2 separate regions of the Homo sapiens genome follow, and region 2 is linked to region 1. Evidence: chromatin loops called from intact Hi-C (ENCODE). Cell type or tissue: mammary epithelial cell. All regions are shown on one strand.

Region 1 (8,000 bases):
GAGGCGGAGGTTGCAGTGAGCAGAGATTGCGCCACTGCACCCCAGCCTGGGCGACAGAGCAAGACTGTCTCAAAACAAAAACAAAAACAAAAACAAAAAACAGAAAGAAAAAGGACACCTCTCATTAAAATATGAGCTCCTTAAAGACAAGGATTTTATGCCTTTCTTACCCATCTTTGTATTCCAGTGCCTGACACAGTGCACATCAGATAATATATACTGACATCTTGCATGCATTAGTTGGCTAGGAAAATTTTTTTTTAATGTAATAAACGGCTGGGCACAGCGCCTCACACCTGTAATCCTAGCACTTTGGGAGGCCAAGGCAGGCAGATCACATGAGGTCAGGAGTTCGAGACCAGCCTGGCCAACATGGTGAAAACCTGCCTCTGCTAAAAATATAAAAATTAGCCGGGCATGGTGGCTCACCCCTGTAATCCCAGCACTTTGGGAAGCCAAGGCAAGTGGATCACCTGAGGTCAGGAGTTCAAGACCAGCCTGGCCAACATAGTGAAACCCTGTCTCTACTAAAAATACAAAAATTAGTGGGGCATGGTGGCACTCACCTGTAATCCCTGCAACTCGAGAGGCTGAGATGTGGTGGCACATGCCTGTAATCCTAGCTACTCAGGAGGCTGAGGCAGGAGAATTGCCTGAACCCGAGAGGCGGAGGTTGCAGTGAGCCAAGATCACGCCACTGCACTCCAGCCTGGACAATAGAGCAAGACTCTGTCTCAAAAAAAAAAAAAAAATATATATATATATATATAATAAATATATAAATTAGCTGGGCATTTTCGCACAGACCTGTAATTCCAGCTACTTGGGAGGCTAAGGCACAAGAATCACTTCAATCTGGGAGGCTGAGGTTGCAGTGAGCCGAAATCGCACTACTGCACTCCAGCCTGGGTGACGGAGTGAAACTCTTGTCTCAAAAAATAATAATAATGGCCAGGCGAAGTGCCTCACGCCTGTAATCACAGCACTTTGGGAGGCCAATGTGGGTGAATTACCTGAGGTAGGGAGTTTGAGAGCAGCCTGACCAACATGGAGAAACCCCGTCTCTACCAAAAATGCAAAATTAGCCGGGCGTGGTGGCACATGCCTATAATCCTAGCTACTTGGGAGGCTGAGGCAGGAGAATCCCTTGAATCCAGGAGACAGAGGTTGTGGTGAGCCGAGAGATCAAGCCATTGCACTCCAGCCTGGGCAACAAGAGCTAAACTCTGTCTCAAAATAATAATAATAATAATAAATATATAAATATAATTTTAAAAAATTAATGGACATTTTCAAGGTTCTTACAGGTTTATCGCTAATCAGAACTTTAGTTTACAATTTTTGCATTTGACCTAAAATGAGTTTGGAAGTTATAGTGGTCACATTGGTTGATATGCCAGCCCTGTCCTTATGACAATAAAAATGAATAAGCTTAATAGCTGTTTCTGTGTTCCACTGGTGGCAAATTGGACCCTAATCATAAATTTCTGCCTTCTTTCTAAAGAGAATTTTAACAATTGTCCTGGGTTGTCTCAAATATTTATTTGGCTTATGACAGATCTTCCAAAAATAATTTCAAATTATTATATGCCTCTGAAGGTATGAAAACTGCAAATACTGGCCAGGCGCGGTGGCTTATGCCTGTAATCCCAGCACTTTGGGAGGATGAAGCGGGTGGATCACAAGGTCAGGAGTTTGAGACCAGTCTGGACAGCATGGTGAAACCCCGTCTCTACTAAAAATACAAAAAATTAGCCGGGCATGGTGGTGCACGCCTGTAGTCCTAGCTACTTGGGAGGCTGAGGCAGGAGAATCGATTGAACCCAGGAGGCAGAGGTTGCAGTGAGCTGAAATCACACCACTGCACTCCAACCTGGGTGACAGAGCGAGACTCCATCTCAAAAAAAAAAGAAAAGAAAAGAAAGAAAATTGTAAATACCATAATAATATTTTTTAAACTCCAATTATGGTTTACAGGAGTATATATATACATATATGTAAGTGTGTACACACACACACACGTACCTTGAATGCTTTTTCTCTTGAAAGTTTATGTAAAGAATATTTATTGTGGCCGGACGCGGTGGCTCCTGCCTGTAATCCCAGCATTTTGGGAGGTCGAGGTGGGTGGATCACAAGGTCAGGAGTTTGAGACCAGCCTGGCCAATATGGTGAAACCTCGTCTCTACTAAAAATACAAAAAAATTAGCCGGGCATGGTGGCACGTGCCTGTAATCCCAGCTACTTGGGAGGCTGAGGCAGGAGAATTGCTTGAATCCGGGAGGCAGAGGTTGCAGTGAGCCGAGATCACGCCACTGCACTCCAGCCTGGGTAACAGGGCAAGATTCCATCTCAAAAAAAAAAAAAATTTTATTGTAATACAGGGATGGAATAATAAACGCAAATGTGCAAGCAATGCAGGAATTACAGTACTTAGGATACACCGTTCAGGTAAAAAAGTACCTAGAAGTTGCAGAGCTACTGAGTTAATGTAGCCAGACTTCCTCTGCTCTCAAAGTATAGGTCAAGAAGTAATCTGGGTAAGTTTTTTAGGAAGGGTAGCTACAAAATTCTTTTTTAAAATTTTTTATTACTTTTTAATTTTTCTTTGATAATCCTATTGCAATAAACAAAATTCTCAAAGAAAAATCGGAATTCCATAGTCTTTTTTTTTAAAGCAACCACCTGCTATTTTTGAACAACCAAGTGCATTCCGAAGGTTCTTTTGTCCAGTTTGTTGCTTGAACATGTCATTATGGATGGCCCTACCCAGGCCCAATAGCTCATGTATGGGTTACTTTTAACTACTACTACCTAAATTGCCCAAGTGAATTTTTCAACGTGAAAAAGGAAAGAAGGAAATACAAGAAGTAATTTATAATATATCAATTTGTATTACAAGAGATTGAATTACATCATGCTAGGAAAATATCTGCGGATTTTGTTTTGTTTTGTTTTTGTTTGTTTTTTTTGAGAAGGAGTTTTGCTCTTGTTGCCCAGGCTAGAGTGCAATGGCACGATCTTGGCTCACCACAACCTCCACCTCCCGGGTTCAAGCGATTCTCCTGCCTCAGCCTTCCGAGTAGCTGGGATTACAGGCATGAGCCTGCATGCCCGGCTAATTTTGTATTTTTAGTAGAGATGGGGTTTCTCCATAGTTGGTTAGGCTGGTCTCAAACTCCCGACCTCAGGTAATTCACCCACCTTGGCCTCCCAAAGTGCTAGGATTACAGGCGTGAGCCACCACACCCTGCCCTGAGTATTTTTTAATGACTACAATGCTATGTTGAACTCATAAGTAGTTTTCAAACATTTTGAAGTTGAAAGCTAACTACTTTCTTATAATGTATGTCTCGCTGTAGAATTATCCCTAACGCTTGAATTTTTATTCCTTTAGCAAACATTTAATGATCATCACTATGTGCCAGATAGTGAAATCATTTCAGAACTTGAGGGGCTCAAGCCTCTCTAATTCATTTCTATATAATTCTATTTTATTTGCTCCTTTTTCTTCCGTAGAATGTGTTGCCTTCTTTTGAGATTTATTGTCAGCCACTTTAGAATTTAATATTCTTGGAATGGAGGATAAATTATATATAAAGGATTGTAGAAGAGGACAAATCTTGCTTGATTATGAAGGACATTGCTAGCAATTTAGTCATGTTTGTAATGACAAACTAATGATTGTTTTTAAAATAAAGGCAGATACCCTCATCAGCGGCTGGTACCAACCACATGAAAACATGTTTGCCAAACCCAGGAAAGAGCTGATGATTATTATTAAGCATAGGGTTTGGTTCCTCTTTTTCTCACAACAAAACAAGTACAGTGTTTTAATAATTTGTTTAAATCTCTTTGAAGTTCAAATAGCAAGCCGTCAGAGCAAGGCAGATAAGTTTACACTCGAAGGTATAGCCTGGATTATGCCATCTAAGTTACCCCAATCCTCCAACAAGTGTCGACAGCTGCCAGAAAAAGTTATTTATTACTTAATCAAAATTAACTTTTCAAATTTCTGGACATAAAAGCTTAAAGAATTATCAAAAACTTATTCTTAGAGTATCCTGAACTTATAGAAATCTTGTTTTATAATAGTATCTTATGACATTTGAACAGCATGATTTTATTTATTTATTTATATTTATATATTTATTTATTTTTGAGACAGAGTTTTGCTCTTGTTGCCCAGGCTGGAGTGCAATGGCATGATCTTGGCTCACTGTAAGCTCTGCCTCCCAGGTCCAAGCGATTCTCCTGCCTCAGCCTCCCGAGTAGCTGGGACTACAGGCGCGCACCCCTAATTTTTGCGCCCTGCTAATTTTTGTGTTTTTAATAGAGACAGGGTTTCACCGTGTTGGCCAGGCTGGTCTCAAACTCCTGACCTCTGGTGATTCGCCCGCCTCGGCCTCCCAAAGTGCTGGGATTACAGGCATGAGCCACTGCACCCGGCCAGCATGCTTTTAAAAAATAAAATTACCAGTAACAAAAATAATTTTTCGTTAAGAAGAATATTGAAAAACTAGAATGAGTTCACAGTAGGGTAAATCAGGACAATGAGGAAGGATGGAAACCATAGCATAAAAGCAATAATAGAAGGAAGGCTGTGTTTCGATTGAGTAAGAGGGCAATCTTTGACTATCTGAAGGATTGTCCTTAGTAGAGGGATGGACTTGTTTTATCCTTTGGAACAAAATTAGTCTTGAAAATCAAAAGAATGATGCTAAACATGATAAAATTTCCCAGACATACAAATAGTCCAAGGATGGTTCAGGATACTTCCAAAGGCAGCTCCTCATCACTAAACAAACAGATAAAATCAAGATAATGCTTTTAAAAATTCATTCAATGAATTGCATTACTTACAATATGAAGCTAGCTAACCTCTCTGAACTCCTGTTGAATTTTATGAATCTTTGATTGCACGGAATAGACTAGTGATACCATCAATAATGTCTCAAGGTCATGAGGTGTTTACATCACTGTGGCCACAGAATAAAGTGTGAGAAATAAAAGAAAAAAAAAGTAAGTACCAGGGACTTAACCATGTATGGCAAGGGGATCAGATCTAATCTGGAGGTAAGAGAAGGCTTCTTTGAGGAAGTGACATTGAGATATTAGTAGGATTCGATGGAGAAGTGGGAGAGAGGGAAAGAGTGTTGAACCAGTGGCAACTTCAGGAACAACGGGTGTTAGAAAAAGACAAGACTAAGAGAAAAAAATGTGTCTTTGACTAAATAAAAGTCAGAATAAAAGATTGCAAATGAGTCCTGTTTGAGGGAAAAGATGGTATCAGGTGTTGGAGACAGAGATTTAAGCCCTGTGAATTTGGAAGTTACATCGGAGTTGGACGTAATTGCATGCCAAAAGCATACCTCAGAGATGAACCCCTATAATTAGGTTACAAATGGTTTAATCAATGTATGTTTCTTCTACCAAAATTTAGTTTTCTAAATGTCAATAAGAAGTTGATCCCCACCGCTATCCCCAGGCCAGGTGCAATGTCTCAGGCTTGTAATCTCAACACTTTGGGAGGCCAAGGAAGAGAATCGCTTGAGACCAGGGGTTTGAGGTTGCAGTGACCTATGATAGCACCACCACACTTCAGCCTGGGTGACAGAGCAAGACTCTGTTTCAAAAAAAAAAAAAAAAAAGAAAAAAAAAAGAAGAAGAAGAAGTGGAAGAAGAAGAAGGAGAAGGAGAAGAAGAAGAAAGAAAAAAAGAAGCTGATCCCCCAGACATAGAGTTCACTTCCTGGAAAACCCACTGTTCTAACTATTCAAGGCATCACTAAAGGCAAGCATGCTACATCATCAACAGATGATGAACAAGTGAATGAGTGGACACATAATAGTCAAAGAGACATGCTGCATTGCCATTTCTAAAAGCTTTGGTGATAAAATATTGAGGAATCTGGAAGAACTTACTTATTGATTTAATTTTTTTTAGTGACAACATCTCACCCTGTCACCCAGGCTGGACTGCAGTGGCACAATCATAGCTCACTGCAGCCTCTAATTCCTCGGCTCAAGTGGTCCTTCTGACTTAGCCTCCAGAATAGCTGGGACTAAAGGCATGCACCACCACACCCAGCTAATTATTATTATATTTTTTTGTAGAGATGGGATCTTGCTATGTTGCCCAGGCTGGTTTCCAACTCCTGGCCTCAAGCAACCCTCCCACCTCAGCCTCCCAAAGTCTTCGGATTACAAGTGTGAGCCACCATGCCTGGCCAGGAGAACTTAATATATTGCTGACAGTTAATTTAAAAACTTTCAGCCAGGCATGGTGGCTCACACCTGTAATCCCAGCACTTTGGGAGGCCAAGGCAGGCAGATCACTAGAGTTCAGGTGTTCAAGACCAGCCTGGGCAACATGACAAAATGCCATCTCTACAAAAAATCCAAAAATTATCTGGGTGTGGTGGCACATGCCTGTAGTCCCAGCTACTCAGGAGGCTGAGGTGAGAGGATGGTTTGAGCCCACGAGTGCAAGGCCAGCTTGGGCAACATGGCGACACCCTGTCTCAAAAATTAAATATTTATATCAAATAATGTTTTTAGCATGGAGTGAGGGAACTCAAAGGACTTGAAAGATTAATAAATTTAACTACATAAAAATATAAAATTTGTAAAATAGGAGAAAATACCATATAAAGACCAAAAAGTCAAACTATTAAAAAAAAAAAACAAAAACACTGCAAGATAAGGGGATAATTTCTTTGTTGTTGTTGTTGTTTGAGACAGAGTCTTGCTCTGTCGCCCAGGCTGGAGTACAGTGGTGTGACCTCGGCTCACTGCAGCCTCTGCCTCCCAGCCTCAAGTGACCCTTCCACCTCAGCCTCTGGAGTAGCTGGGACTACAGGTGTGTCCCACCATGCCAGGCTAATTTTTGTATATTTTGTAGAAACAGGTTTTCCCATGCTGACTAGGCTGGTCCTGAAATCCTGGGGCTCAAGCAATCCTCCTGCCTCGGCCTCCCAAATGCTGGGATTACAGTTGTGAGCCACCACACCAGACCCAATACTTTCTTAATATCAGTAAAGTAGAAGTGATAAAGTATCAGTGAAATTAGTTTACCCAAAAGAATGTAAATGGAAATAAACATGTAAGAAGATCTGGACTTTATTCATAATAGTTTTGGCCAGGCGCAGTGGCTCACACCTGTAATCCCAGCACTTTCGGAGGCTGAGGCAGGCAGATCACGAGGTCAAGAGATCGAGACTATCCTGGCCAACATGGTGAAACCCCGTCTCCACTAAAAATACAAAAATTAGCTGGGCGTGGTGGTACACGCCTGTAGTCCCAGCTACTTGGGAGGCTGAGGCAGGAGAATTGCTTGAACCCAGGAGGCAGAGGTTGTAGTGAGCTGAGATTACACCACTGCACTCCAGCCTGGAGACAGAGTAAGACTCTGTCTCAAAAAAAAAAAAAAAAAGAAGATGCTGAACTTTATTCATAATAGTTTTAGAATAATAAAATTGTTTCTAAACTTTGTAACTTAATGCATTATTATTGTTATTATTGGGTTTTTTTGAGATGGAGTCTTGCTCTGTCTCCCAGGCTGGAGTGCAGTGGCACCATCTCGGCTCACTGCAAGCTCCCCCTCCCGGGTTCCTCAGCCTCCCAAGTAGCCAGGACTACAGGTGCCCACCACCACGCCTGGCTAATTTTTGTATTTTGTTTAATAGAGACGGGTTTCACCATGTTAGCCAGGATGGTCTCAATCTCCTGACCTCATGATCCACCCACCTTGGCCTCCCAAAGTGCCGGGATTATAGGTGTGAGCCACCGCACCTGGCCACTTAATGCATTATTTTAATGTAAATTGAATTGACCACTTTTTAAATGATGGAACACCTAAATGGAATTCTATACCACTGTTACAGAGAATAAGTCTGCTTTATATATGCTGACATAGAAAGATAGTCACAACATATTAAATGGATAAAAAGCAATTTGCAGGCAGGGCACGGTGGCTCATACCTGTAATCCCAGCACTTT
Region 2 (8,000 bases), 800 kb after region 1:
TCTCCTGACCTCGTGATCTGCCTGCCTCAGCCTCCCAAAGTGCTGGGATTACAGGCGTGAGCCACCACGCCCGGCCCCAAAATTTTTAAATAATGATAATATACAGTGTCGGAAAGTGTGTAGAGGTAGAAGTGTGAATTGCTGTGAACTTTGAGAACGTGGATTGGCAGTCTGTATTAAGATCTAAAATGCATACAGTGCTTGGGCCCAGCAGTCTCACAGAAGCCATAGGTGATTGTATGTCAGTTCCCAAATACCACTCGTTAGAGAGAAGCACTGTTTAACATCTAGTATCTCATTTAGACCCTGTTTGAGCATAGATCATATGTGTGTGGAACATAAAAGTAATCGAAGTATGCTCATTCTTTTTTTAACATATCTTTCCAGGCTTCTATATAGTTAAATAAATAATGCTCCTTGACATTTATGTATTTATTTATTTAGATGGAGTCTATTTCTGTCGCCCAGGTTGGAGTTCAGTGGTGTGATCTCAGCTCACTGCAACCTCTGCCTTTCGGGTTCAAGCAATTCTCCTGCCTTAGCCTCTCAAGCTGGGACTATAGGCATGCACCACCATTCCCGGCTAATTTTTGTATTTTTAGTAGAGACGGGGTTTCGTCATGTTGGCCAGGCTGGTCTCGAACTCCTGACCTCAGGTGATCTGCCCGCCTCAGCCTCCCAAAGTGCTGGGATTACAGGTGTGAGTCACCACGCCAGGCTGCTCCGTGACATTTAAATAAAATCATATTTTAAAGTCCAGTTGTAAGCCTATACATCCCCCTTATCACTTATCTCTAATTCACTTCTAGACCTGGTTTGAACTTTGGATTTAGTGCTTTCAAAGTGTGATTTTTTTAAAAAAATTATTTTTCTGTTGCCGTATATTTCAGCTCTTCTCGGTCTTGAAAAGATTTGTGAGCCTTTTTGACAAAAGGTGGTGCTCATTTTCTATTTCGGTGGCTCCAGTAAAGGGAGCTGCTCTCTCATCGGATGATTATTGCCCCCAGAAGTGGTCCTACCATAGCTTTACTGGTCAGTTAGCCAGAATTTACACATTTACTCTGAGGCTTACAAAAATACTGTGTTCATAAAAAGCCCTCCTTCACATTTTGTGAAACAGTTGCATGGTGATTTGGGATATTTTAAGTTTACCATCACCTCTCTGTCCTCTGCAAAAATAAAAATTGTGGAATGTAAAACAACTCTGTTGCACAAAAAGGGGAACTTGGTGTAGGAAAAAATAACTAGAAATGATAACTACGAGACACTGCACTCCCAAATTGAAGATTTAAAAAAATTCCTGATCGTAAATAAGAAAAATTATGGAGACATTTATCCACTGCATATCTGATGACTAAACGCTTGGTATACCCCAGCCATTGTTAGGTGCCAGGGTACAAAGTTCCTGCCCTCAGCGGGTTGACACACTTGTGGGGGAGAAAGGCAACAAAAGCTTAAGCAAGTAAATGCATAATTTTACAGGGTGATATGTGCTAAAAACTAAATAAAGCAAGGTGGAGGAATAACAAGACTGGCGGGGGTGCTGGCTGGGGTGGCTATTTGAGAAATGAGGGCCAGGCATGGCCTTTCAGAGGAGATGATGTTGGAGCTGAATCCCAAGTGGTCAGAAGGAGCAAGGTGGGAAAATATTTGAGCAAGATGGGAAAATATTTCAGTTCCTGGGTCAAAAGTAACAGTAAGTGTAAAGATCTTGAGATGGGGGCTGGGCACTGTGGCTCACACCTGTAATCCCAGCTGTTTGGGAGGCCAAGGTGGGCAGATCATGAGGTCAGGAGTTCGAGACCAGCTTGACCAATATGGTGAAAACCTGTCTCTACTAAAAATACAAAAATTAGCTGGGTGTGGTGGCAGGCGCTTGTAATCCCAGCTACTCAGGAGGCTGAGGCAGGAGAATTGCTTGAACCCGGGAGGCGGAGGTTGCAGTGAACCGAGATTGTGCCACTGCACTGCAGCCTAGGCGACAGAGCGAGACTCTGTCTCAAAAAAAAAAAAAAAAAGATCTTGAGATGAGAATGAACTGGGTTTTTGTGAAAATGGCAAATGGCATTTTGGGTACTGCAAGCCTTTGCGGCTCGGAACTGTGCTGTGCACTGTGGGACTGTGTGGCTCAATGCGGGACGGTTAGCATCCCTAGTCACTGTCATTACAAAAACAGTCACACATTCTAGACACCCACTGCCCGCCCCAACGCCAAGGGGGCAGTACTGCCTTCAACCAGGACCCCAAAAGACTCCAGTGTGGCAGTTGTTGGGGAGGGGGAATGTGAGAGGGGCAGTGGAGAGGGAGTCAGCAAGCAGGTTCTCTGAGCCCTGGTGAGAAGTCTGGATTTTATTTTAAGCCGCCTGAGTGATGTGATTTCATACATGTTTTTAAAAGATCACTCTGGTTATTCCTTGCAGACAGTGGAAGAGTGAGCCAAGTTAGGAGGCTATTGCAGTAGTTCAGGTAAGAGATGATGGTGGCTTAGACTGAGAGAGAATCTACTTGAGGGTAAGAAGTGATCTGATTCAGGGTATATGTTGAAAGATTTGCTAATTAATTAAATATGGGAGGCAAAAGAAGGTGGAGAAATCAGGATGGCTCCTAGGTTTCTTATAAGGAGCTAGGAAGAATGTAAAGAAATCATATGATAAGGAGATATAAAAAGGAATAAAATAATATTTCACACTTAAATTTAGGAGACGAAATATTTGCTTATTTGAATTTGAAAATTCTTGTGGATACCAATATTGATACTTTGTCTGAAAAATAATTTTAAGATGAGTCTCCTGGCCAGGCGGGGTGGCTCATGCCTGTAATCCCAGCACTTTGGGAGGCTGAGTCAGGTGGATCACCTGAGGTCAGGAGTTTGAGACCAGCCTGACCAACATGGTGAAACCCCATCTCTACTAAAAATGCAAAAATTAGCCGGGTATGGTGGTGCACACCTGTAATCCTAGCTACTCGGGAGGTTGAGGCACAAGAATCACTTGAACCTGGGAGGTAGAGGTTGCAGTGAGCCAAGATCGTGCCACTGCAAGCCAGCCTGGGCGACAGAACAAGACTCCATCTGGGAAAAAAAAAAAAGATGAGTCTGCCAAAATGTTTCTCATTTGGAAGGGATTCATGACTTTGCCAGAAAAACAAGCAGCATTCTATAGTTATAATGCTCTATGATGTAATTTACTGGACCTAAGTTGGCTACCTTTCATGATGCATATTAAGTGTGGAGCCATATTTCTTAGTTTCTGTTATAAAGCTAAACTGTTAAGTCATTTTTATTCCTATAAAGTCAAACAAACTAGCCATGGATACTTTTTAACATTCTGTGAAACCAACTTTATCCAGTTTCTGAAATGGATGCCAGTTCTTTTTTTTTTTTTTTGAGATGGAGTCTTGCTCTGTCCCCCAGGCTGGAGTGCAGTGGTACGATCTCTGATCACTGCAACCTCCGCCTCCCGGGTTCACGCCATTCTTCTGCCTCAGCCTCTTGAGTAGCTGGGACTACAGGCGCCTGCCACCACGCCTGGCTAATTTTTTGTATTTTTAGTAGAGACGGGGTTTCACTGTGTTGGCCAGGATGGTCTTGATCTCCTGACCTGGTGATCCACCCACCTCGGCCTCCCAAAGTGCTGGGATTACAGGCCTGAGCCACTGTGCCTGGCTGGATGCCAGTACTTTTTAAACCAAAGTTAAAATAATTATTTATAGGAAGCAGTTGTGCACTGTAGATTAGGAACATGGAGACTGGGGCATAAATATATTCTTGAGCTAGAATTAAAGTAAAACATGTGACTGATGGAAATAACAGCTCTCCCTGTGCCCTACCATGGAACTTGGTAAGCCTTTGTTAACTCACTGGCACTGCTAGATCATGCTATGGTCCCCGAGGGCCAGGGAGGCAAGTGTGCTAGTCCAAGTAAAAAGCTGATATGATCTTTGTATGAACAGAAACACTGTTTGTAATGTGATGATAACGTTGGTTTCTTGCTCCTGGGATATTGTGTTCTAGGTAAAGTGGTCCAGAGACCAATGGGTGGCAGATACAGGGATACAGAGGTCAACTTAATATAAAAAAAGACCTTCTCTAATGTCTAAGAGCAGAGTGAAAGTGAGCAGGCCATCTGAGGAGAGAGAGACTTCCCTGTTGGCTCATCATGATGCTTAAGCAGAGCCAAAAAGCTACTTGGTAGGGATGTCAAGGAAGTGAGTCAGGTGTTTTCAGCACCGCGACTCTGTCATTGTGTGCCTCTCTCCTTAATACCTCAGAATTAGAATAAAGTCTTGATAACAGTAGTGGCACCAGTCCTGTGGTTTGTTTTGCGATGACTGTGTGGTTGTTAAACTTTCTAAGTGAAACACCATAGTGTCGGGAGCAATGCCGACAAGCCTGGCCACCTTTGGTCTACAGCAGATATTGCAAGCTGATATCCCGTGGCCACAGTCAGGCTTGGTGATTGATAAACATTTTGATTTAGGGAGCTGCTTTTTTCAAGAAACAGAATCACATAAACAGGATTTCAGGCCAGTCTCAAAAAACTGGAAGATTTCACAGAGCCTTGGGCCCACATTTCTGTGTGGCATCAGAGGGCTAGAGGTGAATGAGTCCTCCTCTCCTCTCCTCTCCCCCTCCTCCCCTCCATTCCCCTCCCCTCCCCTTCCCCGCTCCCCTCCTTTATTTTTTTTTTTTATGAGACGGAGTCTCACTGTGTCACCCAGGCTGGAGTGCAGTGGTGTGGTCTCAGTTCATTGCAACCTCCATCTCCCAGGTTCAAGCCATTCTCCTGCCTCAGCCTCCTGAGTAGCTGGGATTACAGGTGCATGCCACCATGCCTGGCTAATTTTATATTTTTAGTAGAGATGGGCTTTCACCATGTTGGCCAGGCTGGTCTTGAACTTGTGACCTCAGGTGATCCGCCTGCCTCGGCCTCCCAAAGTGCCGGGATTACAGGCATGAGCCACCATGCGTGGCTTTTTTTTTTTTTTTTTTTTTTTTTTTTTTGAGACAGGGTCTCTTGCGCTGTCACCTAGGCTGGAGTGCAGTGAGACAAACACAGCTCACTGCAGCCTAGACCTGCTGGGTTTAAGTGATCCTTACATCTCAGCCTCCTGAGTACCTGGGACTACAGGTGTGCATCACCACACCTGGCTAATTTTTAAATTTATTGTAGAGACAACACTTCACTATATTGGCTGGCCTGGTCTCAAATTCCTTGCCTCAAGCGATCTTCTGCCTTTACATCCCAAAGTGCTGGAATTACAGGCATGAACCTTCACCTTTCTTTTAGAAAGAGCGTGAATCTCTAATTCACCAGAGTCCCCACCATTCCATCTCATCTGAGTTATCTCACTATCTCTGTTCTTCCCTCATTTACATCATCTGTCACTTACCTGTTGACATGTGAGTTTTGACTTTTGATTGAGATGCTGACACCCTCCTTCCCTTCTAGGAAAGGAAAATAAAGGGGGAAGGAAGGTGGAGAGGGACAAAGGAGAGGCGTGTGGAGGATGATAGCGCAGGACTTGCATTCTCAGTTCTGCCTCTTAAATCTTGGAACCTATTTCTTCATCTAACAGTATAGGACTGATGTTTATTTTTGTATTAGATCATATATATAGGAGTACCTGGCATATAACTTTGTCCAAAGTACACATTCTTTAGCTGGTGCTCCTCTGTGTTCCCCTGTAAAGACTGAGGCAACTATAATGTTCCACTGTTCTGTGATTATTGATTTTCAGGTCTGTTTCCTCCACCAGATTATGTGTGTCTTACTCAACTTTGTATCACCAAGCACCTACGTGGCATTTTTTCTTTTTTGAAGGTAGGGACCATGGCTTTCTCTTTCTTTACTGGACACTGTATAGATGTCATGCAGGTCTGAACGTCACACTGTTAAATAATTACTTAACAACTGACCAGAACTAAGGCTGTGGTCTAGAGCTCCAAACCAGAAGCAAAAAGGAATGGTGCTGGGCTGGGGCACTTTCCTCTAACATCACCCAAACCCAGAAAACGAGGATCGTAAGCCCCTTCATGGGCCAAATGCAGGGCTGGGGCCCTTGGGCTAACCCTTTAGTGCCTCTGGCTGCATCACTGTCAGAGTAAGGTAACCAGCAAGGGGCTGCAGGGAACAACCAGCCAGGTCCAGACATGGACAAACATAATTGGAAGGAAGACAGGAAATGGACAGGTCCTGTCCAGTGTAGATAAAATGACAGCAGCTAAGGCAGGTTGAGGGGCAGAGGAGAGGCTGGGGGATCGGTATTGTAGCAATGCAGGAGTCCTGTCCTGAGTGGCTGCTCAGGGTATTGACATGCCATTTTGATAAATACATGAATTAATGAGTGAGTTTCGAGAGTAGGGGGAGAGAGAATAACTGGGCATCCCCTTCTGTAGATCCTCAGTCTTCTAGTCTTATCTCTCTAGAAGGATATTCACCCATACTCACCTTGTCCACTTTGTGCCAGAGTTGAACATTCTTAAGAAATTAAGAAGGTGATTCTTTGCCAACCATATTCCAGTTCTTTATTTAGGAGCTATATTATCAGCTTTGCTTATGGCTCCAGAAGTGGCCATTAATACCTGGAGCTAAAACACTGTTTTGGTTTAGCATGACTCTAGTTTTCACTGAATATTTAGTATTTTTAAGTTAGGTTTTTTTGTTGTTGTTGTTTTTGTTTTTGTTTTGTTTGAGACAGTGTCTCGCTCTGTTGCCCAGACTGGATTGCAGTGGTGTGATTTCAGCTCACTGCAGCCTACACTGCCTGGGTTCAAGAAATTCTTGTGCCCCAGCCACCTGAGTAGCTGGGATTACAGGCATGCGCCACCACACCTGGTTGATTTTTGTATTTTTAGTAGAGACAGGGTTTTGCCGTGTTTGCCAGGCTGGTCTTGAACTCCTGGCCTCAAGTGATCAGCCTGCCTCGGCCTTTCAAAGTGCTGGGATTACAGGCATGAGCCACCGCACCTGGCCTAAGGTTAATTGTTTTTATAAGCAAATTATTTTGCTTTTGTGACCCAAAGCAGTACTCTCAGATACTTAGTGTAGCAATTTATTACTCAGATATATAACTTTTTACAAAGAGAATCATAGCAGAAAAGAACAAGGTAACGTGTTGTAGGGCATATGTTCTGAAGGAGCACTTGACCTTATCTTCTGACATCATGTAAAGATTTTGGCATTTAGTGTCATCATGTGCAACCATTGTTACTTTTTGCTACTGTATCATAATAATACTTAGTCGTATCAGTTTGATTAAATGCCTCCTTTGTATGGTTCCCAGCAGCATGGCTGTAGAAAGTATTCTCAAATTTATCAGGAGACCCAAGTTTTAATTCGGATTCCCTTTGTAAAAAGGCCTCCATTACTGGAGGCCAAATATAAAAACTTTTTTTTTTTTGAGACAGAGTCTCCTTCTGTCTCCTAGGCTGGAGTGCAGTGGCGCGATCTCAGTTCACTGCAACCTCCGCCTCCCAGGTTCAAGCGATTCTCCTGCCTCAGTCTCCCAAGTAGCTGGGATTACAGGCACGCATCACCATGCCTGGTTAATTTTTGGTGTTTTTAGTAGGGACAGGGTTTTGCTATGTTGGCCAAGCTGGTCTCGGACTCCTGAGCTTAGGCAATCCGCCTGCCTTGGCCTCCCAAAGTGCTGAGATTACAGGCGTGAGCCACCGTGCCTGGCCAAATATATAAAGTTTAAAAATAGCTCGCTTGTGTTCATTGCCTACCACATACTGGGTATTGTGCTAGATATTTAATATGCCAGATAGCATATGCCTCATTAGCCTATGAAGTAGAGGCTTTTATTATTATTTCCACTTACATAGATGAGAAAATTGCAGCACAGATAAATTAATTTGTCTAGCGATGGAACCAAAATCTCAGTCAGGCAGTGTGACTTCAAAGCTTGTATTGATAGAAGTTCTCCAAGTGCTTTAAATATATTAACTCATTCAGACTCACCAAGCTGTGCATTTTTAGTTTATAGAGTTGATATCA

The links. A loop is a pair of places that touch in the nucleus more often than their neighbours do. Peaks named below come from ENCODE experiments on the same cell type or tissue, not always from the same donor. Only the 100,000 strongest peaks of a DNase experiment are listed, where the experiment ranks them.
Region 2: it touches region 1 in a loop (14-fold over the local background); 2 of 110 quality-filtered maps call a loop at or near these places.

The regions. Positions count from the first base shown.
Region 1 is chr12:31,327,651-31,335,650 of GRCh38, forward strand. No RefSeq gene overlaps it. Among named protein-coding and RNA genes, the nearest start is that of SINHCAF, 5.5 kb to the left of the region's middle. In mammary epithelial cell, no CTCF peak of the experiment used is centred here; no DNase peak of the experiment used is centred here; H3K27me3 peaks cover 471 bases.
Region 2 is chr12:32,130,415-32,138,414 of GRCh38, forward strand. All of the region lies in intron 1 of BICD1 (BICD cargo adaptor 1), which reads left to right. Among named protein-coding and RNA genes, the nearest start is that of BICD1-AS1, 27 kb to the left of the region's middle. RefSeq lists enhancers at 1,593-2,094, 3,876-4,035, 4,046-4,105. In mammary epithelial cell, no CTCF peak of the experiment used is centred here; a DNase peak (open chromatin) is centred at 4,207.